Regions from separate parts of the Homo sapiens genome. Here all the other regions are linked to region 1. Evidence: chromatin loops called from intact Hi-C (ENCODE). Cell type or tissue: PC-9. All regions are shown on one strand.

Region 1 (8,000 bases):
GAACACATGAATATGATAGTAATCAAATATAACTGTTGTTAGCTGTACCATTTTTCTCCCAAAGGACAAACATGAAGGCCCTTAAAAGGTATTTTGTTTCAGAGCTTCATGAAATAAAATTTCAAGCAAGTTCATCATCAAAAAGTGGAAACCCCATTTTGGTGTGAAAGGGTTCTTTCTAGTGTTTAATTACAAATTGTAAGGCAGGGAATTGATTAGAGTCTTTGAGCTTCCCAACAAACCCCACGTTTCTATTTATACATCACCCAGTACTGAAGTGTGTCATCATTTCCCAGCACTTGCCTTTTTGAGGACACTGTCCAGGGTCTCTGGTCTACTGATGTCAAAGCAAATCAGCACAGCATCCGAATCAGGGTAAGAGAGGGGGCGGACATTGTCATAGTAAGGAGAACCTGAGAAGAAACAAAGACACACAAATTTTCAGATGAGAGTCCCCTTGTCTGTCATGCATTAACTCTACCCTTTCCGGCTAAGTCCTTTGACTGTCACATCACGACCCAACTCCCACTTCCCCTAATTCTTGGAAAAGAATTCAAACAGACACACAAAAGCCTGCTTAGAAATATATGATGAATGAAGCCTCACATGTGTCTGACATAAATTCAAGAAGAGGGCCAGGATCTTAAGTGAAATCTGTATGGTTCAAAGACTAGGGCCTGAAGTTACCTGGGTGAAGTAGGGAAGCACCTGGGGCCAGGTGGTCTTGTGTGTAAACCTGCCTCCACCACTAAAAAGGGAGGGGGCAAGGTAGCTTTAGGACCCTGTGCCTCTGATTCTTCACTCATAAAATGAAGATGCTGACAACATACATACCTGAGATTAAGTAAACCCAGGCAGGGCCTGGCTTTTAGTAAGGGATCAATACGTATTAACTATGGGCATTATGGTTGTATTACTGCTGTTAAAAGCTGAGTGGTAGCAAGAACCATAAACTGAACTACTTCTTGGGAAAGAGACCAAAACTCAAGATCAATTCTGACAGCAGGATAGGGGTGAATGAGGGAGAGAGGAAGAGGAAGGGTTCAACTATGCAAAGAGAAACCACATCAGTGTTACCCATCTCCAAGATGTAAGTTTACATAGGCCATTGACCTTTGAGCTTGCTTATTTTAACTTATCGCCAAACCCTATATAGATTTTCTTCCTGTTACAATCAAGAATGTAATAAATGTCGTATAGGATCATGTCGCTTTTTTACAGAGTCCCATCTCTGAGAGTGACACTGAGGCATGATCTAAGGATCTTAACCTGAATTAAGTCCAGGGTACCCTAAAGGTTCAAGGCACCAGCCAATTAATTTAACCACAGAACTCTCTAGTCAATCAAGGAAGTTTCTTCTATTTCTTTAAGAATTCCAAAGGATGGGCAATTACATGAGGCCTATAGTTATGAAATGATTGACTAGAAAACTAAATACAGCCTGCCAAATGCCGCTTGTTTAAGAAATCATTTTCCGTATGCTGACATTTCACAAGCATCACATGAAAATGATTTTACTAGGCAAATATATACACACGTATGTATCTGACTCCAGAGTAGAAAAAGAAAATCTAAACCACCAAACTCTTTTTAAAAGTCTATTTCATTTTGACATCACTTTCCATTTTGAGCAGAAAAACAGGACATGTTGTCCCTTGATAAATCAAAACCTCAATAGGCAAAGTCAGGAAGAGAGACTTAAAAAGCAGCTTTAGAAAAAATGTCACTGTTTATATTTCTATCAAAACAACATTTGCTTGGAGGCTGTTCTTGTGATCTAAAAGGCACTATAGTCAGGGGGCATCGCCCTCTATTCACACAGTACACTCTGGGTCCCTGGCATCTGCTATGGAACCCCAGGCAACAGTGCAGCTTTTTCTCTAGCTCCTTTACGATGGAGAGTGACAACTTCAAGCCACGTGTGTCTGCTAAGCAAGGAAGAAAAGAATGTTACAAGAATCAGGAAGAAAAGTGTGAATAAATAGAGAATTAAGTCAGAGCTGTTCATGAGCTGCAGCAGCTGCCTACCCACATCTGGAACCAGGACCCTGGTAGAGCAGAGGCTGACAGCTGAAAGATATTTCCCAGAAGCTTAAAGCGTTTAGAGTTTAAAAAGTCAAGTCATTTTAAGTATGAAGGTATATTAGAATGAGGCCGTCTCTGAAAATGACAAGCTGTGGCTGCCTTTTCAGTCGCTGAAAGTACTCTGAGGTGAAGAGAATAATTCACAAATAGTTCACCCATTTGAACATTCGAAAGGCATCAGAAACGAGATGGTTGAACACTATTTATGGCTACATTAGTATTTCCATATTAGTTCTAAGAAGTTCACACTTTCTCAACTAGAACCTTTCCTGTTTCTGTGTCCAAAGTCTAACTCTAGCACGGCACCTGCTGTAAACATTTGAATGACTCTTTCCAAACAGGCAGTCAGAAAATTCTAGATCATAGAGTGGAGCTCCAAATACTGGACATATAAATGAGAGTTTCCTCTACTCCTCAAAGTCCGCGAGAGACAACCTGATCCCAGACCCAGGAAGGCAAAGCTGCCAACAGTTAGGATTGTCAGAAACCTAACGAGGCTTCAGAGATCTCCTTTCCCAGAAATCACTCACATTAGGAAAAACCACTCTCTCCCTGTGGAGAGCTTCCAGTACAAGCAGACCTGGTATCTTTAGAGAACTGTTCCAGGTGCCTACCAGCTCCTTTCAGGATACGATTTGTATGATGTTAGAGTACTCACTGCTAATTCCAGATGTAATACTGCTCTATGACAATGGAGACCATCTTTTCCAAATAAAAAAATTAGGAAAAGCGATTGAAGAAATACAAAGAGGATAAAAGAGTTTAATTAAAATTGAGACTGCCAGGAAAATCCTGAGGAATGGTTTCAACATTCAGGCCACCACATGACTGCTGGGAATACCCCTCCCCCCTTTGTGGACTATGTTTCCCGTCCCCCACCCATTTTATGGCCACAAAGGAGATCTGGCTTTGTGCTCAGCCCTGAGTCACCTGCTGGAGACTGCTACCTACTAAAATCAAGTGGGCTGGCTTCTGTGCTTAGTGCATATATCTAAATATCTGCAAAATTTAGACTCTGGCCTGATTTTAAAATGAAACGGAGTTCTCCAGTTAAACCAGATTTTCAGGGAAGTTTGTATCTGCTTTTGTTTTTATCCGGTTAACAGTATAAGTGAAAATACATATGTAGTGCAAAGGTTTATGAGAAATAAACCACCGTGCTTGTGGAGGTAGACAGGTAATTTTTAAGAGGTTTAACATGATCTAATTAGGGATGACACTTTGATCCCATTCTATTACTTTTGCTAATGAACAGTGCTGCTTTTAGATCAACACGAGTGTCCAAAGGTAATAGTAAAACTGATTCCCATATTTCTTAGTTATAAGCATAATTTGACTGCCAATGACAAGAGTAATTTATTTAAAATAACAAGACCATTTATTCACTATATTTTTGATAGGTTAAGTTTATCTTGTCTTAGATAGAAATATCTATTGTCTCTATTTATTCACAGTGAAAAATATTGATATAGAATTATCAAGAACTGTCCCACCAGGAAAGATGTAAGTCATCAGCTCAGCAGGACTTTCAGGATAAAAAAAAAAACAAAGCAAAACAAAAAACAAAAACACTCACACACAAAAACACCTCCTGTGTAACTTTACAGTGTTTACTCTGTGTTTAAGCACTTGGAATCCTTCCTTTTCTTCCCCATAAAGCCCAAGAGACTGCACAAAGGAAGTAAGGCAAGCAAAGCTGGAGAGGGCACGGTGGAATCACAGGTATGCGTGAGACAACGCATGCCAAAAAAAAAGGAAGAGGAATTCCAGAAATGACTCTGTGAAGTGAGAAGCAATAAAGAGGGGCAGAAATGACACCAAAGGAAGGAGCTGAAAGTAAGTGGGTAAAGCAGGAACAATACCTGCCCCTAACTCCTATATCCCTCCAGAAAAGTCTTACAACACCCTGTGAAGCCAAACGGCAAAAAAAAAAAAAAAAAATTAACTTCTATAGGTGTTTTTAAAAGATGCACATGAAAAACTCCCAAGGTGCTAACTGTAGAACTAAACACAGCACAAGCAGGAGGGCTCAACAATTTTTACTAAGTATGAAAGTATTCAACTTTAACTGCAGTACATGGTAGGTATTGATATACACAGAGTATGTGCTCTAGTACCTAAGAATGCACTAAAGTCCAATAACATTTAGGGACTGCGTTTGGCTTGTCAAATGAAACTCTTTTTCAGCATGTGGAATAGGCTTCATGCATATGGAAATTCTCAGATGCAGCATTTCTCTGGTACTATATGAAACTTTTAAGCTCGCAACCCTATTCCAAGGTCCTTTTTAAGTAACCTGCCACACCTCTGAAGGAAAAACTTAGGGAAACTCTATATTGTAAAGAAACAACTACACTATATATGCAAAATGTGTACCCCGCTCACCCAGAAAATATAGTTGAAAGGCTTTGCTGGGGGTAGATTGGAACAAGTGTACACTTGGGGTTCTCTGAGTTGCTCAAGTTTGGCAAACATCAGCAAAGTTCTAGAGAGCTTTTGAAATTTCAGATCTACCCATCTTTGTATTCAAGATCATTAATTCTGGGTGAGAGCAAAATTTCCAGCCAAAGAATAGTCACAACGTGCCTCACCCAGAAACTAATTCTTCAGACACATACCTGCCTGCTGAAGTCACCCTTTCGCAAATATAGAACACACCATATATGTACATAATTAAATGTATATGTAAGAAGATTCATGCCCAAAAGGAAGGCTTTATGGAACCTTTTGCAAAGTACCAGTTTAAACACTGTGAGGCTTTAGAGGAGTTGGAGAACTGAAAACTCTTCTTGTTGAATATTTCATAAATATAATTTATTTAACTTGAACCTTCATCTGAAAAGCTTCCCTTTCCCCCTTAAGAAATTTTTACCAAGAAGAGTAAGCTAAAGCTATTGCATATTTTTGGCAGAGAAAAGTAGATTAACTTTTGGTATATTTAGTGACCACCATGAGCACATCTGAACGCAGCAGCAGCTAACATGTGAGAGGGCATGATCTGCCCAATTATTACAAGATTGCATTTCCTCATGCCATCTCTAATCAGAGGAAAAGGTTTAAATTAGCAGCAATCTCAAGAATGTGAATCAAGTCTGGGCAGAACTTTTGTATCTGACTCAGTGTAAGACTGTTTAGTTCTTGTTTCAAGTAGTCTGCACAACAAATACCATGCCTGCAAATATGCAACAAACACTCCCAGGAAGAATATGTTTGTTTCTTCCATGGATTCAGGTAATAGGAACTATGAACAGATCTTATAAAATTTTGTGGGCATTTATGTGTTGCTATTAAAATGGAATAAAGATTTTCTATTTCTGGGGGCAATGTAGATACAAAATTAGAAAGTCAGACAGGTAGATATGTTTGGCCTTTAAATAAAGTTTAGCTTTAAACTCCTAATCTTATTGAGGTACTTAAAAATATGTAAGAATCAAAATATTTTACTGACAGTGGAACCATGGTTAAGTCAAGAGCTTTAGGGAAAAGAGTATATGTATATGAATATGCCTAAAAGTAAATAGGGATAATGGATTCAAGTTTTTGTTTCATATGATATCTAAGAATCAGATTTCTTGGAGTAGAATCCCATGAGTGAATTCATCTTTCCACAAACTATGTCATCAGGCTCATTTTTCAAAACCAATGTGCACAACACCTGGTCAAACTTCTGCGTCAACTACATTCCGTGTCAATAAAATGTTTGCTTTGCCAAGGGAGACTCTGAGAAAGTGACCAATATGTAGCAACTGAGAAGTCATTTAAAGGACATCAGAAAATGACTGAGCCACGACTAATTCATTTGGCAGAGCCCGCCAGGCACCATGAGCTAACTGGAGAAAGTATTGGTTCTTGGTGTCATATTTACATGCAAAAGAACTGGATTAATGAGGAAACATCTGGTTATTTCGGGTGTTATCAGAATGACCAATTTGGATGCTTCATTGAAATGTGCAACTTAGCAAGAAACCAGATTGGAAAAAAAACAGCACTAAATGCGGCTAAAAAAAAAAAATCTACAGACAGATGTAGACTTAGAAAGAGCATTCATACTGCCCCCTCCCCTTTTTAGGAGGTTCCTTGGTTTAAATGGAAATTACTGCATGGTGGACAAATCTCCAAATGCAGTTTTATGTACTGCTTATTGGAAACCACCATACAAACTATCTGTTTTACCTTAACCCAGGTCTTTTACATAAGAGTTTCAGTGTGAAAACTCGTTAAGAATTAAACCTAGTTTTGAAACCCTAAGCTCCAATGGATCATTACTACCTGATGAAATGCTTGGTTTCCTGCAATTTCACAGTTGATATTCAAATCCCAAGCATCCATGCTTCTCTGGCTCCTTCATAAATTCTTAACCTCTTCCTTTCTCCAAGAACGTTAATTTAAGTTATAATTCTCAGCTTCCAGAATCTTGTTTTATCTGAGAGCCACTAAATGTAAGCGAGTTTCCACGTGGAAGAAACGTTAAAAACTTCTTAGAACTTAGTCAACTTCTAGAAAGGAAGGGAATTGTGGTGGGCCTCAATGACCATTAAGTCATGAGTTAGGGAGCCTGGGCTGCCCTTGTGGCCTTCAAGAACTCTTTGGATCTTGTTGCTCCTTGAAAAATCCAGGTTTAGAACCTCCGGGCTCACCATCCTATAAACAGGTATTACAGCACTAGACAGGAGGAAGTCTTTCTATGTCCTCTGTTTGTCCTGTGGGTATTCAAAGAAGGTTGTCAGGGAAGAAGGATGTCTTTACCCTGTTCAAATCTCAGTCTACTGGCATCTCCTCTCACCTAAACACCTGACACTTAATCCGGGCTTCTCATTTGATTTCTTTTGTTAGTTTGGGAAAGCCTGAATATTTTAAATTTTATTGTCACTCATGTTTTCACCATGTCTGTCTTATCACATGGTGAAACTGTGAGTACCTAAGGGCAGAAGCTGCTCTCACCCAGCTCTGTACTCCTCCCATAGCATCTAGCAGATTGTATGCACACAGAAAGCACTAAACCATGTTTACTGGTTTTATAATCATTTTTATGTCTTGTCTAGATGTGTTCATTTATATGCTAAATCACCAAAAAAAAAGGGGAGGGGGAGAGAGAGAGCAGTGATCCCCTTTTAAGCTGCTTTTCTGGATTAATTATATACTAATCTCCAATACTGCTGAACCATTTCCATCCCTGTTAAGAAATATTTCATTAGAGAGCTTGTCACCAAGACCATTCTTCATACTTGATGTACAATAATCTAAATATAACAGCTTAGATAGACTTCTGTTTATAGAGAAGTTTGTCCTCATATTAAGGCCATTAGGTAACTAAGATATTTTTCCTCTCTTTTTCTCTAAGAAATAAAGGATACCACCTTAAGTGTTAGTAATGCTAAAAACTAAAATAGGAAGTACTAACTTTAGCACTCAGGGCTTAAAAGAAACTTGGATCATGACAAGATTCGAAAGAGTGTTCATGAGGCAATAGCATAGTTATTGTGGGGAATTTAGCAGCTGAATTGAATATGTTAAAAGTAATAATAAGCCTTAAATAAAATGTGCATTAACTTGCCTTGGTTAAAAAGCTGGAATGAATGATTATTACTCCCTAAATCACATGTGCTGAAATTACACTGCAATCAAATCTCTTAGGAAAAGATACAGTGATCCTTAAATGACTACATTTCTATTATTAGTAGGCATTTGGCTTCATGCTACAAATTACTTCTATGCTTGGCAAATGTGGCCAATTTTGAAGCACAAGATATTAGAATTACTTTGGTCTTACTTATTACTTCACAATTGAAACTATTACCCATTGTTTGGCAGAAACTCATTGGGTGAAATTTGAAAATCAATGGGAGCATTTCTGCAACTATTAAGAATGTTCATTTTATAATGAAAAATATTTTTTAGGAAAATGAAGAAGTTAT
Region 2 (8,000 bases), 340 kb before region 1:
AATTATTTACTAAGTACTTCTTGTATACTGGGTGCAGTGCTAGTTGTTAAGGACACAGGATTCAAATAACATCTTTGGTTCCTCCCTAAGGACCTCAGTTAGCAGAGGTTAGGTGATACACAACTAGAAGCAACGCTTAAATATAAAAATTGCAAACTGTGCTCAGTGCTATAAAGAAAAGCGACATGACTTTCTGAGAGTCATTGAAAACTGTCTTTTAGGTTAGGGGCAAGAAAACACTTTATGGAGAGGTGATGTTTACACTGAGAAAGAAGAATGAGAAAGAACTAGCCAAGTGAAGACAATATGTAAGTATGGGCACGAGTGTGGGATGGAAGTGGGGTGGGAGGAGAGAAAAAGAAGATGAAAAACATTCATATCAAAGAAACACTGTGTGCAAAAGGCCTTAAGGGCATTTTACAGGAGCTCAAAGAAGCAGCAGCAACAACAACCAAAACCAGCCAACAACAAACTCAGACACCTGGAAGCAGTGATGCAGAGAGCGGAGGAGATGAGATTGGAGGGCAGCCAGGGACCATTTCTTAAAGGCGTTCATTGTAAGCCCTAATAATGCATTCCATTGCCCTCTTATTTTAAGTGTAAAGGTGAGATTAAGGATGAAGGGGATGAAATGATCAGTGTTGTAGTTTTTAAAAGATGACTCTGTAGAGATAATGAATTGGTGAAAGTAGAAGCGGGGAGATCATTACTGGAGTCGTCCAGGTGAAAGATAATCATGGTGAAAGCAGAAAAAATGAAGAAAAATGAAAAGGCTCGGGATAAATTATGGAAGAATAGCAAGAGTGAAAAACAAGAAATCAATGACTCCCAGAGGGTCACAAGAGAACCTTCTGGCATCTTGGAAATGATCCAGGTGGTTACACGGTGTATTCATAAGTAGAAGTTGGTTGAACTGTACACATCAGATGCATGTGCTTTATGCTCTTTTTGCTCTGTGGGCTATACAATACTGGAACAAAAATGTTTAAATAAACTTTCTGGCTTGGCAACTGTGTGGGTATCAGTGCCTTTTTCTCAGCTGGGAAAGCCTAGGGGAGGAGGTGAGGGCAAGGAATCAAGAGACCCATTTTGGTGTGTGGGCACTGAGGTCCCTGAGTGTCACCCAAGTAGACATGCCACATGGGCAGCTGTGTTTATGCATCTGGGACTGAGAGGAGAGACCTGGGGATAAATATCATGGACCCTTCTCATTTTCAGAATTTACTGCTCCATTCTGAGGGAAATCAGATAGGAAATAATAAACACACCTTCTGAGGAAACAAATTGTGGGAAGTTAAACAGGCTCATAAAATCTTAAGAAGTTTTTACACAGACTGTCTTTCGTTTCTATTGAAATTCCAAAGGCCTGATGGTAACCAGAAGCACTATTAGGCTTTCACTCTATGGAATATTTCTGAAGTTCTGGCAGCAGAGAAGATATCCATAAAAATGATTTCCTAAAAATCATGATTGCCCTAGATTTTATTATTGTTCAAAATCTTTCACAGAACTGCAATACAACTGCTTATGTTGGTGATTTTGAAGTGATTAGATAAAATATGGGCATCTATGCCTTCCAAACTTTTGGAAAAAGTAACCAGAAGGAAAGACTCAAATCAAGCATTTTAATACCTAAAGGGTATGGTAAGTTACAATGTTGACTTTGTTAATTTAGTATATACTAGTCAGCAATCAGTGACAACATATCTGCACCCGTATGTCCCAAAGTCACACTCTTTTCCTGGACTTGGAATTATAACAAGAGGAATTGCAATTATCCAGGTAATTAAAACAAAATTACTATGTGTTTTATTCTTGTAAATACATTAGATAACCATTTTCTCTGAAATCGACTAAATCATTTAGTGTCTTCATTATATATTGCTCTGCCTCCTTGATCCTTTTTTATTTTGAGATGAATGAATCTCAGATGATACAATGAAAACAAAAATAAAAGTAGATATATACGCTTGTGTTCTACCCATTCTCATACACACACACATGCACGCACACACAGAACCTTTGCTATTGACATGCAAATGCAACTGTTGTGGGGCGATGTTTACTATAAAGAATAGTTAAGAAATATAAACCCCACTAGGAATCTGCTCCATGAAGAAATATGTTTAGAAACAGATCTGCCACCCACTGAATAGAATACATGTCCAATCTGAAGGTTCATTATAATTATTTCAGAATGAGTTGACAGCAAACTGCATTGAAAGTCAAACACAACATTTAATCTGCCTCCAAGTTAATCATGGCGGGAGTCACACAGTGATTTCTGTGGGGCTGGGAGGATAATTTTCTGGACTATCACCATCCAGTTTACACCAAGTCACTGGAGATACAAAAACATTTTTGAGTCCCCTACATCCCAATAAATTATACAAATTGTCTGTCAAAAGCAAGTTTGATTTAGTAGGCACTAGTGCTAAGCAAGACACCCAGGGGAGCAAACCAGAAACCACTGATAGAAAATACAGAAAGCCTGGAGGGCACAAATGCAATGGGAAAAGATGCAACCGCCATATGGCACAATATAGCTCATGTGACAGTCATTTCTTTATGTGTACTTATGTTGTAAGCACGCCTTAAAAATTCAGTCCAGACTCTTTTAGGGAAGGCGGCAAAAATAATGTAGATATTCAGCGCTTAGAATAGAAGGAGGCATGGACCAGGGTTTGCAATGGCAAAGTGATAATTGAGTTACAGATTACAGAGGTAATCAACATCTACATTCTACATTCTAAATAGCTGTTAATGTTCTAAGCATTAGAACTAAACTAAAAGCAGCAAAAAAAAAAAAAAAAAAAAATCCAGATTCAGTTTATTTGTGGGAGAAAGATGAACAAGTTAATATCAGTGGCTAAACAAAAAGCTAGTACCATGTAGGAATTGCTGAGCAATTTGGCTGGAGTCAGAGACTGCTGTGGAATGAAACCAGGCTCAACCTCTTCCTAATTTCCTAGCTGTGGGAAAACCATGGCAAGTCTCTGTGCCTTCATTTCCTGGTATGTAAAATAGGAATAATAATGGACCTTTCTCATAAGGTTATCTTGAGGATTAAATGAGTTAATTCTTGTTAAACCACTGACAATGCTTGTTAAATAAGTAAGCTCTTAATAAATGTTAGCTACTGTGATTTGCAGATGATGAAACAGCTCAATAAGACGTTTTCCTCTAATCATTATTCTCATGCACTTATTTCATGTTTCACAAGAAGGCAAGAAGTAATTTATGAAAGTTTGTTCACATCCTTACTTGCCTCATTTTCTACTAAAAAGCAAAGGTGACCATATCCTCAGACAATCTTATTCCTTCTTTTTGTTCAATGAACTTGGAGGAACTCTGGCAGTGGCAGTGTCTTTGCTGTCTCAATCAGAAGCTAACGTTCTAGAGATATGCAAATATTTAGTACAAGAGTGTTTTTACAAATTATGTACTAGGCTGCATGTGGGAGTACAATGCACAATAAAACTAGGTCCCCGCCCTCAGGCTGTTACAATAAATTTCCTGGCAGATATTTGGATCCCAGGCAGAGTAGGTGGGTAAGAAGTAGGCAGGTGCCAGGCTGTGCTGCCTGACATGCAATGCATGCTCAGTAAACACTCTCTCTTCTCAGTCTTATTTTCACAATGTTTAAAAACTCTCTAGAATGTCTTTCAATTTTTCAGCCCTTCACAGTTGGATTATGGAAAAAGTAAATCAAGATTTTCCAGTGTGTATTCTCATGCTTAAGCTCTATCACTTACTGTTTTCATGAATTAAAAACAAAATTCTATTTTTCATTGTATTAAAGACTTCCGTTGGTGGTTCACCACACAGAGAGGAAATGAGATGCATCTATGGCCCATTATGTCATTTTATGGCTATTTTTTGCTCGTATAAGAATATTCCCCATAGGATGATTGCTTATCTAACTGTAACTGACTCATGTCATGATGCTTCCTGCCCTAGCTTTAAAAGTTTAAATGATGTCAGATTTTATGATTGAAGACTTTTACCAATAATGAATCTAGTTTGTAATAGAAACTGACAATTTTTAGTCCTGCAAAACTTACCTCTACATGGCACAAAAAATACAGAAACATAAGTAGAAATCAAATTGTAAAATGCGTCCCTGCTGTCTCAATCTGGAACTAACATTTCATATTGTCAGAATATCAAAAAGCTTCCGTTCACAATCATTTGTCTATTTCAGGATATCATAAATGTTTGCTATTACATAGATCAGCATCAAAACCACACTTTAGAAATTTCTTAACAATGAACATTGCAAAGCATAATTCTAACAAGAACTGAATGAATATTGATTGTTACAATAAAATATTTTATTTAAACATTGTATGCACTTGGTGCTTTAAATTGTAAAAGTTATAATTGTTAGATTAAATTAATATTTTGTTATAAAAATTCCCAAAATATGATACATTTATTTTTGAAATGGAGTTTGATCACATGAAGTAAGACTATCATCCTTGATTTTCTATTATTTTATGTCTAATGTCATAGTCCATTTATATTTTTGACCTCATATAATTCATTCATTCATTAATTCAGTAGATATAGTTATTATCTGCTCTATATAAGGCACTGCAGTGGGATCCGAATTGTAGAAGAGAACAAAGCTGACAAAATTCTCTGCCCACCTGAAGCTGCCATCCTAATTTCTCAAACAGCTCTAAATCCCACAAGAAACACAAACATTACTCTGTTATCAGGGATGGTAAAGAGTAGTCAGGATAAAAACATTAACAAACATTTTATGCATTGTCATGGCAATATCATAGAAACAAAAAATGATTCATAATAGAAACATTCTTCATCTATTGAACACATAGTATGTATAGGTCATGAGCTAAGCATTTTATGGGCATTACCCTGTTAACCTCAAAATCTGATGAGTTGTACCATAACTATTTCCATTTTACATATAAGGAAAGCATGTTTCATTCAAGATGACACAGCTTTTAAATGATAGGTCTTCATTTCAATATAGGTCTGGGGTCCAAGTCTGTGTTCTTAAACATTATGTTCAATAAATTCTGGGTTATGCGAGAGGCAGTTGTAATATAATAAATTTCTAGAAAATTAAGCCCATCTAGATTTAGGGCTGATGAGATATTGAAAAAACAATAAGTGTTCAGCAACTCTATTAGAAAGTCTGGCCATAAGGCTGTAGAATTAGCATTTGCACAAGGAACTAAGAGTGGTGCTTCACAATCTTACCGATACATGTGATCGTAATACTTAACACGTGGAAAAGTTGAGTGGCCCAAAAGGTAAGCATTGTTCAAGAGGACCAAAAGAGGATGCAACATTCCTAAGCTCTGTTTCACTTTTGATTTTCACCATTCTATTGCATTAATTCATGACGTTTTGAGTCATTCAGAGGTCATCTGATTAGAGAGTTGCTTTCTTATAACTTTTCCAGACAACTCGCATTATGTATTTGTAGCTGATTCCCTGTGGAAAGAAGTATGAAAATAACCTCATTCTTTTCAAGTCTGAGAAAAGATGCCAAATGAAGGAGGTCAGTAACACACACGACATGGGACAGCTGGGAAACAGGGGACAGGTGCTTTGTGAGTCAGTAGTAGCTGGATTCCGCTCAAGGGTTGCATTCTTCAAGATGTCTAAATATTTGCATCAAGATGAGTGTATTTAATTTGGAAACCATATAAATTAATACAGATCACACATACAAATTAATGCAAATTCAGTGCTCATTTTGAACACTTTTAACAAACCTCTTAATAAAGTCAACTAAAATTCTGGATAATTTAAAAAACAAAACAAAAAAACCTTATGAAGCAGCATGAAAGCAAGAAAACTATGGGTATCAAAAACAAAGAGAAGTCAGGGATCCTGGGAGTTGTTCAAACACCAAAGTTGTCTTTTCTCCTAAGAGCAGAAACTGGGAGATTGGAGACTTTCATTGTAATGGCTGCAGAGAGCACAGAGATCAAGAGATAAGACTTAGGGTTGAGATTGTTACTCTCTACTCCCAGACTATTACTACAGACACAGAGAGTTCCCAGTATTCTGGTCTTGCCGTTCCCTTCCCCAAATAAGTTCAAGCTATAGCCGGATAGCAAAGAGGAGAGTGTGGAGAACAGTGTATGTGGGTCTGGGATTTGTCTTTTCCTTCCTCTCATCTAGATGGATAAAGAACTACCTAGATTTGTAATCTCACCTTCCCCTCCCTTGGGGTCACACAAAAGCCCATCAAGCTTTCTGACAAATGCACTGCTGAAAGCACATTCATAACCCTGTCCAGAAGTGAGCACAAGAATGCACATTCATGCACAATGGATTTGCTCTTGTCTTCCCAAAATCCCAGAGACAAGCCTGGGTGCTTGTCATTTGCTGATTGGAACAAAGGCAGCTACATGAAGGGTGCGCTGATTGTTGTTTATTTGCATGCTGGGCAGTGTTTCCATCATGGTCTATATTTCCTTGGACAACGCCCTCAAATTCCTAGTGAAGTTAGTTTTAGGACTTCTGTAATTTGCTCTAGCCCTCACTTTAGGTCTTTGGACTCTCTCTCCTTCCTTTGCAGATGGAAAGGCAGAGAGGACCAGAGACTGCCAGTAACACTATCTCAGGCCACTTACTTACTCTGGGCTAACACTGCTAGGTCCCAAACACATGTGGCAGGTACTATCATCCCCATTTTGTGAATGTTAAAACTGAGGTTCAGAGAGGTCTAGGAACCCACCAAAGTCACACAGCTAATAGGTAACTCAGGATTCAAATGTTGCTCTGTCTGACCCTACTGCCAGCTCCTTAGAGCTCCCTCACACAGCCTCTGCCTTTGTGGTGGCCGCATTATCAGCTGCTCAGTTCAGGAACTGGCAGTGAGGCTTCTAGAAGCTATGAAGAGTAGCTGTTCCCAGTGTCAATATCCCAGCAACCTGCCTCATGATTCAATTATGGCAAGAGTCTCAATCAAGCTAGGACTTTTAATTGGGCAGACTCAAAGCATTTAGAACACTTTAAAAAAATAAGATTCTTAAAATTCTCAAGTTTTATTGTTTCTGTTTTATTATTCCTTTAGCACTAGATGTCTTATAAAATTAGCTCAGTTATAATGATCACAAGAAAAATACTTTTAATTTCGTTGAATAAGGACCATGTATAGTAGGGTGAGTAATCTCTAAGTCTTCATGCTCTCCCAGAATACAAGATTACTCATGATTCATAGGGACTGTAACACAGGGTCCTTGGGATCTTATGAATAAATCAGTTTCTTTTTCTGAGTGTGTTAATATTCAACTCTTATTGAGAAGGTCAGTTCTCTCTCTGCAGCCATTAGCTTCTTAAGGCCATGGAGCACATTTCTGGAAGCCTACTTACTTTTACCCATCACCTTTTTTCAAAAAACCTGAAACTGGCTCGAATATAATATATTGAATTATGTTTGGGAAGAGTGCTGGGAAAGCTGAACTGATGATCCTCCAAAATATGCTTGTCACCTGCTGTGAGTTTCTGAATCGTGCCATGAAGAATAAAGTACTGCCAGGAGTGTCTCCGAGAAAGTGTCAAAAGTGTCTGATTTAATTGTTAATGTAAGGATTTAAGATGCTGTTTTTCCCTGGTGCTAACATCTCTCATTGATTCTGGAGCATTTCCATTTGTTGTTTAACAGAAAGAGCCTCGGTATTTATAGCCCTATCACTCTAGAAGGGAAGCATTTGCAATTTGCACTTTCAATTTTGACTCCTAGCCTTCTTTTCCTTTAAATACCCTTCAAATGAGTGTCAGATGCAATTCAAAGAATGCTTTGCAAGAGGTTGCACAAAGCAATTCTCATCCCTATAGGTGAACATTTCAGAAGAATCCCCATACTTCTTTGCTAATTGAAATCTAAACTCATGAGCCCTAGTTAGCCTCAATCCCACTATTGTCAGGGCTCAGGGGAAGATTTGTGTGTGTGCGTTCTTGTGTGTATGCTGCAACTGGAGTCATACCCTATGGCAGATTGCTTTATCTAA
Region 3 (8,000 bases), 310 kb before region 1:
AAGATCTGTTGCTGACTGGTCCCTAGAATTTGTCTGGGAGTGGATGGCTGGGATGTGTGGTCTTGTTACCTTTTAGCCCACTGTTTTGTAAATTTGAACTGAGAAAGGAATTCAATGTGAATATTTTGAGACCTGCCTATACCGTGTCTGGGGCTGAAGAACATTGTGGATCTCACTCCTGCTTCAGGGATCAGGAAAGGTAAATAAACAGAGATGGGCTCAGTGCCTGGGAAACAGAGGCAGGACCATTTTTATGGGTTAGAGACAGCCTGCGGAGCAAGTATTTGTCAGAGCAAAGGGTTTAGTTGCTTTTCTGAGGAGCAGATGCTGACTATCCAGGAGAGAGAAAGTTACCTGGTACATGTACAGTCACACAGAGTTGCCTGAGAGGGATGGAGGACCCCAGCAGCTAAAGCCAGAGGGGAGCATCAGTGTTTGAAAGGAGTCACATGCAACCACCCAGTGCAAGGATGCATTGGTGTGTTCAAGGTTATTGCAAGAGGGTGAGTGCACCTAGCTTCTGCAATGAGATTTGGGAAGAATCAAGCAAGTGTTCCAGAGAGATATAGACAGATTTTTCAACATTTGCCAGGCTGGAGACTCAGCAAAGAGTTTCAGTTAGAATCCAAAGACAGTCTGCTGGCAGAATTCCTCCTGGCTTGCAGGAGGTCAGTCTTTGTTCTATTAGGGCCTTCAACTGATTGGCTAAGGCTCACAATGTTATGGTGTTCAATTTGCTGTACTCAGAATGCACTGTTTTAAATGTCAATCTCATCTAAAAAAAATACCTTCACAGAAACATCAAGAATAATAATTGACCAAATATCTGGGTACTATGGCCTAACCAAATTGACACATAGATTTAATCATCACAGATGGGTTGCAGGGAAGAGTATGCAAGCAAGTGAATGAAAGAGGAAAGCCAGACACATCCCTTTCCCACTTTGGGTTTGCGGAACTTGGGAAAGCAGGGAGGACTTGACGTTAAATTACACGGTGACTTTGATTTATTATGTACTAGATCTTCTGATTGTTCACATAAAAGTATCTGTACAACCCCAAGTAGACTTAGGATGCTGGTAAAGAAAGTACTGATACTGCCCAAGCAGGCTAAAATATTAAACTTTTTAAAAAGAATAGCAGTATACCAAAAAAAACGGAACAAAACAAGTCTTTCGATTACCCCAGAAGTATTCATGCATAGTATACCAGTTACATGCACCTGGTACATGGTAAACATTCAGCAAATACTCACTACTATTACTACATATACATACACATATGATAATTTCCAGTAAATCCCACACAAAATCTATATACTTTTATATATATGGTTTTTTGATGGTTCCACATAAATTTAGACTGACGGCCTGAAATAGCAGCAAACATTCAGCAAAAAAACCAATTTTTAAATGTATTTACTTCTTTTGTAAAATTATATTCCAAAGATTGCTTTATGTTTTGATGTTTCACATAACTATATTTCCTGAACTTTGCTCTGTGGTGGGATTTATATATATAAACTTTAAAACTTAAACATACTCATGCTATGTCTTTGTTGATGTTCATTATTGTCTGTAGTCTTGGAGCACTATTGACTCTTAGGTGAACCAATAATCATCTTGCTGAATTGAAGTAGGAAGTTGTAATTAAAGAATTTGCTTACTAGTCTACCTTCCCTTGCTCCTTCTCCCTCTGAGTTTCTCTCTTCACAATATACCTGCCTACTCTGCTACTCTGGATTCCAGAAAACATAGTTGCGTGTGGTACTCAAAGTAAGTCGATCAGTCAGAGACATCAGTTAGCTTGACCCAATACTGGTGTTCAAAGGTCCTTTTATAGATGTTATTCTCTAGGCTGTACGAACAGCCTTTTAAGAGATGCTTTTAAGGTTGGAGATGAAGATCAATAAGAATAAATTGGGTGCCCAGATCTAAGGATGTAAAAGGCTTGCATTAAGACGGCAATTGGCTTTCTTACACAAATAAACCCTTTCAGTTACAGCTTTAGTGGGTTTAATTTAGCCATGAGCTTCTTGATAATCATTTTTTTCTTGTTTTTTCTTGTATTTGTTTGTTTTATTATCTTTTATTCAAGGGAGTTAGGACTTGATTACACGAGACTTAACCCAAGATTGTTATATAAATTTTGACTTTACTTTTAAAAATTTCTGCTAAAGCACTAGCTGAAGTAGTTCTTACTTCAAAATAAAATGTATGTGTAAACTCATGGGACCTATAACCCAAAATAAATTACTGTAGTGGGTCACTGGTTAAAAAGAGAGGTGGACTGGGGATGGAATTGTGTTGTCTTACTTTCCGGAACAATAAAGGGAAAGACTTGGCTGCATCCTTTGGCAACGTACTGCATGTTAACTAATTTGTGGTGAAGGTTTAAACAAAATTCATGCGGGAAAATCAAGCAGTTTCAAGAGCCCCATTCTCATTCCATCAGACCACTTTGAAAATAAGACACTGCCAAGTTTTTGAAAGTGGGGTAGAAAGAATGTAAGTCTCGCCATTGACTTTTCAATGCTAAATAAGTCAAAAGGCTTGCCAATTGGAAGACAGAATGAACACCAGCATCCACAATGATGCCGGCAATGGCCCTGGTAAATGTTGAGTCTCGGAAATTGAAATTGTGACACTGTACTCATATTAAGCAGCAGGAAGGAGATGATCCTCAGAATTCTGTCAATTTAAGTGTCTGATACCCTTTCAACAACCTGTGCCTTTTTGTTAAAACTCAGAAAAGCACTTTATAAAAAAATAAAGTGTGTTTTTTTTAATCAGTTCTCTAGGCTGTAAATCATAACCAATTCATATTTCTTCAACATCTGCTAGGAGCTGTAACATACATTAATAAAATTGGGTAGTAAATTTAGCATAAAGAAGAGATACAAAAAAGAAGGCACACTTACATGAAAATATGAAAAGAAAGAATGGACTTGGAAAGAAAATCTTCTAGAGAGAAGAAAGCTGCCCATCCAATTTCCACCCTGGTATTGCCCGTGATTGCATCACATTGCAAACTCTCATTGCCAGGCTTGTCCATTTTCTTTTTGGGTCCTGAGATCATTTTATCACAGTTTCTAAGATGTCACCTTCTCCTCTCTTTCAGGGAAGGGCTCCCCATGCCTCTGAAAGTTACTGAAAGGCAGGTCCTACTGAAGCCCCAAGAGCTGAAAATCTGAGAAGGTAGTGAAAGTGACCAGAGCTCTCCCTGCCAGCAGTCATAGGGCTTTCCAAGTAGGCAACCAGGAAAGTAAACATGCCAAGGGGCAGAACAGGAGGTCCTCTCTGGGTAAACAAAGCATGCTTCCCACATGACCTCTGTCTGACCTCCCAAGGGAAAAAGCCAAAGTAGTCAGCACCTCCAGCCAGTGGAAGCAACATCGGTGACAATTGGCGCAGGAACTCCCGGGCTTTCTGAAGGAGCAAAGAAATGACACAGCAGTATTTCTAGACAGGGTGAAATGATGATCATACTGCAGAGGCTCCTTTATTCTCAGTCTCTTCTCCATTACCTGTCACATTTCCCTAACTGGTAAATATCAGTTAGACTTATGGAGATTTGTTATGAACCCAGTTATTCTGTTGCTCTTAAATGGGATGAGTATTTACAATCTGTAACATGTGATATATGAAGATGCAAGGCCTGTTAATTTTAATTGGGTTCCCGAGTAGGTCAAAGAATGCTGAGCTGCTCTTGCGGTTTTGTGGGCTTGTTTCAGCAGAGGAACTAGCAGCAATCACCATGAACACCCTTCTTATAAAAATGATAAATAAATACGGAATGAGACTTTGGGGCCAAATTGGCATTGGTATCATTTAATTTCTTTGTGTGTTTCCAGCCAATTAAATGAATGGGTGCCTGTGGTAATTGAACTCACTTTGATAATTAGGCCTTAAGGATTCTTAAATTACTGAATGTTAATGAATATTTCCCAAGTATGGTCCCTGTATCCTAAGTGCTGCCAAATGGAATTTGCCTCTTTATCATTAAAATGTAGTTCTTTTAAAAATTCCACATAGGAAATAGAAACTAGAAACAGAGGCCGAGGCGGGCGGATCACAAGGTCAGGAGATCGAGACCATTCTGGCTAATGTGGTGAAACCCCGTCTCTACTAAAAATATAAAAAATTAACTAGGCATGGTGGCGAGCGCCTGTAGTCCCAGGTACTCAGGAGGCTGAGGCAGGAGAGTGGTGTGAAGCTGGGAGACGGAGCTTGCAGTGAGCCGAGACCGCACCACTGCACTCTAGCCTGGGTGAAAGAGCAAGACTCCGTCTCAAAAAAAAAAAAAAAAAAGGAAAAAAAAAGAAACTGAGGACTTAGTTCTGTTGCTTCTCTTTACAGGTTTGAGCAGGTTGATGAAATTTAAATCTAAGAAAAATTTTACTATGAAAGAGACATAGTTGAATTTACCCCTTGGAACTTGGAAGGCCATATATAACAGTATGCAAATTAAAGCCATATGCAAGGAGGAAACTGCTGCTTCACCAAAGCTACCTACAAATGCTGTTCAGCTGACAAATGCCCACTATATTTACCAATAATTTGAGGGTACGGATGGGGAAAGGTCTGGGCTATCGTGGAGGTGTACTCTCCAGGCAGAAATGTACAATGGGCCTGCTCTGGTGATTCCACCAGGAGATGAGTCATACCAAGCATTCTTATCTGAAAGCTGTGGTTTCCATTTTTCTTGGTATTATTTTACAAACCTTTATTATTTGTCCCTCAGGCTTACAGTGCAAATCAGTAAACTGAAACACACTTAGATCAAATACTTACTGCAAACACTGAGTAATGAGGGAAACATTTCTAGGGCATGCTTTATTTGTGCTTATTTATTTCATATATTTCAAACATTCAAACATTTCAAATATTCAAATATTTTCTTAAAAATCTATAACAAAGCTCTTACATAATCTTCCTTAGAAGGGGAAGGTGTAGGGGGGCAGAAAATTAGCTTCTCTTAAACATCTTTGCTACGGTCTGAATGCCCTTCAAATTCATATGCTGAAAATCTAAACACCAATGAGATAGTCTAAGATGGGGCCTGTAGATGGTGATTATATCATAAGCCCTCATGAATGGGATTAGTGGTCTTATAACAGAGGCCCCAGAGAGCTACCTTGCCCCTTTTCTGCTATGTGAGATTACAGTCAGAAGTGGGCCCTCCCCAAATATCAAATCTGCTGGCACCTTGATCTTGAACTTCCCAGTTTCCAGAACAGTGAGAAATACATTTCTGTTGCTTACAAGCCCTAAAGTTTATGGTATTTTGTTATAGTAGCCAAAAGGAACTAAGAAAATTATTTAGGTCTCAGACCCTGTACTGAATCCACACATATGATTTCATCACTAAAAAGTCATGAGATTTTGAGGGGTGGAAACTGCATTTCTGCTAAACAAAACCATGTGGGACATTAGGGATAATTCAATATATTCTACACTAAACCAATCTATTATTTAAATCAACAAATTCACACTCATTCACTGAGGTCAAACGAGCCCTGCCATTTCAACACCATTTTAAGTGAACCTCCAAAGCCTTGATCATATCTCTGCATAAAACATGGATAATAATCCTGCCAAGAAGAGATGTTGTAAGAACCAAGCTTCATAACATGAAAAAAGCCACAGCAGAGCTCCTGGTATTTGATAAATGCTACTTGCTCTCTTTCCTTTTTCCCTTCTTGACAGAGTAAGGAATGTCCACCTTTGTTGCATGCTCAAATTTGGTCCTAAATAAATTTTAATTGCACCATCTGATGTAAATAACATTAAATGTATGAGTCATTAGTATTCAAATCACAAAGATTTGAATAAGGTTTTGAGTGTTTTTATAAGGTTCTCCTGCCCTTCCCCATATGGAGATATTTTTGTTCCAGCCATTTTATCTATATTCCTCCCCTTCAAAGCTTGCATAACATTTGTGATTACTTCCCATTGGTCAGAAATTAGTTATTTGGCCTCACTTAGATACAAGAAAGCCTAGTGTGTTAATCAGGGTTCTCCAGAGGGACAGAACAAATATCTATTGGTTATATATATATATGAGAAAGGGAGTTTATTAGGGAGAATTGAATTGGCTCACACAATCACAAAAGTGAAGTCCCATGAGAGGCTGTCTGCAAGCTGGAGAATGAGAGAAGCCAGTAGCATGGCTAGCTTGGCAGCCAGGGAAGCCTTTGGTAGCATTACTCACTCCAAGTCTAAAAGTTTCCAAACCAGGAAAGCAAACAGTACAACCCTCACTCTGAGGCCAAAGGCCTGAGAGTTCCCAGAAGGCCACTGGTGCAAGTCCCAGAGTACAAAGGCTAAAGAACCTGGAATTTGATGTCCTAGGGCAGGAGAAGAAAAGGGGTACTGCTCTGGAAAAGAGAGAGAAAGAGAGAAAAAAAAGGAAGCAAGAAAAAGAAAAAAAGAAAAGCAAGCAAGCTGAATGTCTTCCTTCTTCCACCTCCTTTGTTGTAAGTATTCCTGCAGCCCATTAGATGGTACCCACCCACATTGAGGGCAGGTCTTCCTCTCTCAGTCCACCGACTATCCTGTCAATCTCCTCTGGCAACACCTTCACAGATACACTCAGAATTAATGCTTCGCTGCCACTGAGCCATCCCTCAATCCAGTCAAGTTGACACCTAATACTAACCATCATACCTGGAAAGTACAGTTTTTATATAGGAGGCCATGTGTCAGCTAAAAGTCAGATTCTATTACTGATAAAGAAGAATCTATTGAGTGTCAAGCGCTACTCATTGCCACAAGAGGTATTACAAATTTCAAAAGACATAAAGGTAGCTTGAGTTTTAGATATATTTTGAAGGTAGAGGCAAATAAATTTATTGATTAATTGAATATAGAGTATGAGAAGAATCAAGGATGTCTCAAAGGGTTTGGGGTATAAGCAATGAAATGAGAGTTGCCTTTGAAAGAGCTGGAGAAGACAGATGGGGAGTAGATTTTTAGGAGGGCTAAACCAGGGTTCCTTTTGTGGTTTAGTGTTTGAGATATCAGTTACACATAAAAGGAGAGATGCACAAAGACAGATGATCTATAAGTCTAGAGAGTTCAGAGAGAAGGTCTGGATTGGAAAATTGATGTGGGAATCATTAAGGAACAGAAGAAAAGAGTTTCAAGTTCAGAGTGTGGGAAGCCCTAATATTTACAGATCTAAACAAAGGAAAAAACCAGCAGGAAACACTAAGAAGCTGCAACCAGTATTGTGTCCAGAATTGGTGGGTTCTTGGTCTCACTGACTTCAAGAACAAAGCCACGGACCCTCGCAGTGAGCATTACAGTTCTTAAAGGCAGTCTGTCTGGACAGCCTTCCTTCTGATGTTCAGATGTGTTCAGAGTTTTTTCCTTCTGGTGGGTTCGTGGTCTCACTGGCTTCAGAAGTGAAGCTACAAACTTCACAGTGAGTGTTACAGCTCATAAAGGCAGTGTGGACCCAACGAGTGAGCAACAGTAATATTTATTACAAAAAGCAAAACAACAAAAGTTCCACAACGTGGAAGGAAAACCCAGTAGGTTGCCACTGCTGGCTCAGGCAGCCAGCTTTTATTCTCTTATCTGGCCCCACCCACATCCTGCTGATTGGTCCATTTTACAGAGAGCCGATTGGTCTGTTTCACAGAGAGCTGATTGGTCCATTTTGACAGGGTGCTGATTGGTGCATTTACAATCCCTGAGCTAGACACAAAAGTTCTCCACCTCCCCGCTAGATTAGCTAGATACAGAGTGTCCATTGGTGTATTTACAACCCCTGAGCTAGAGACAGAGTGCTGATTGGTGTATTTACAATCCCTTAGCTATACATAAAGATTCTCCAAGTCCCCACCAGACTTAGGAGCCTATCTGGCTTCTCCCAGTGGATCCCGAACTGGGGCCGCAGGTGGAGCTGCCTGCCAGTCCCGCGCAGTGCGCCCGCACTCTTCAGCCTTTGGCGGTCGATGGGACTGGGCGCTGTGGAGCTGGGAGCAGTGCTCT

Evidence for each region. Hi-C counts contacts between places; a loop is a spot of excess contacts. Peaks named below come from ENCODE experiments on the same cell type or tissue, not always from the same donor. Only the 100,000 strongest peaks of a DNase experiment are listed, where the experiment ranks them.
Region 2: a loop joins it to region 1, with 8 times the contacts of the local background. A loop is called at or near these places in 10 of 110 quality-filtered maps.
Region 3: a loop joins it to region 1, with 6 times the contacts of the local background. A loop is called at or near these places in 8 of 110 quality-filtered maps.

What each region holds. Positions count from the first base shown.
Region 1 is chr2:150,474,572-150,482,571 of GRCh38, forward strand. It overlaps RND3 (Rho family GTPase 3), which reads right to left. Exons shown (of 6, transcript NM_005168.5): 4 at 304-413. Among named protein-coding and RNA genes, the nearest start is that of RND3, 9.1 kb to the right of the region's middle. RefSeq lists a silencer at 3,644-3,938. In PC-9, no CTCF peak of the experiment used is centred here; DNase peaks (open chromatin) are centred at 3,790, 4,690, 5,180 and 5,820; H3K4me3 peaks cover 4,683 bases; H3K27ac peaks cover 7,808 bases.
Region 2 is chr2:150,137,901-150,145,900 of GRCh38, forward strand. No RefSeq gene overlaps it. Among named protein-coding and RNA genes, the nearest start is that of LINC01818, 28 kb to the right of the region's middle. In PC-9, no CTCF peak of the experiment used is centred here; DNase peaks (open chromatin) are centred at 4,861 and 5,361; H3K27ac peaks cover 3,175 bases.
Region 3 is chr2:150,163,162-150,171,161 of GRCh38, forward strand. It overlaps LINC01818 (long intergenic non-protein coding RNA 1818), which reads left to right and starts at 6,328. Exons shown (of 4, transcript NR_187172.1): 1 at 6,328-6,478. It overlaps LOC105373682 (a long non-coding RNA gene), which reads right to left and starts at 3,168. Exons shown (of 2, transcript XR_923467.3): 1 at 2,921-3,168. In PC-9, no CTCF peak of the experiment used is centred here; DNase peaks (open chromatin) are centred at 3,340, 3,700 and 4,750; H3K4me3 peaks cover 1,508 bases; H3K27ac peaks cover 4,427 bases.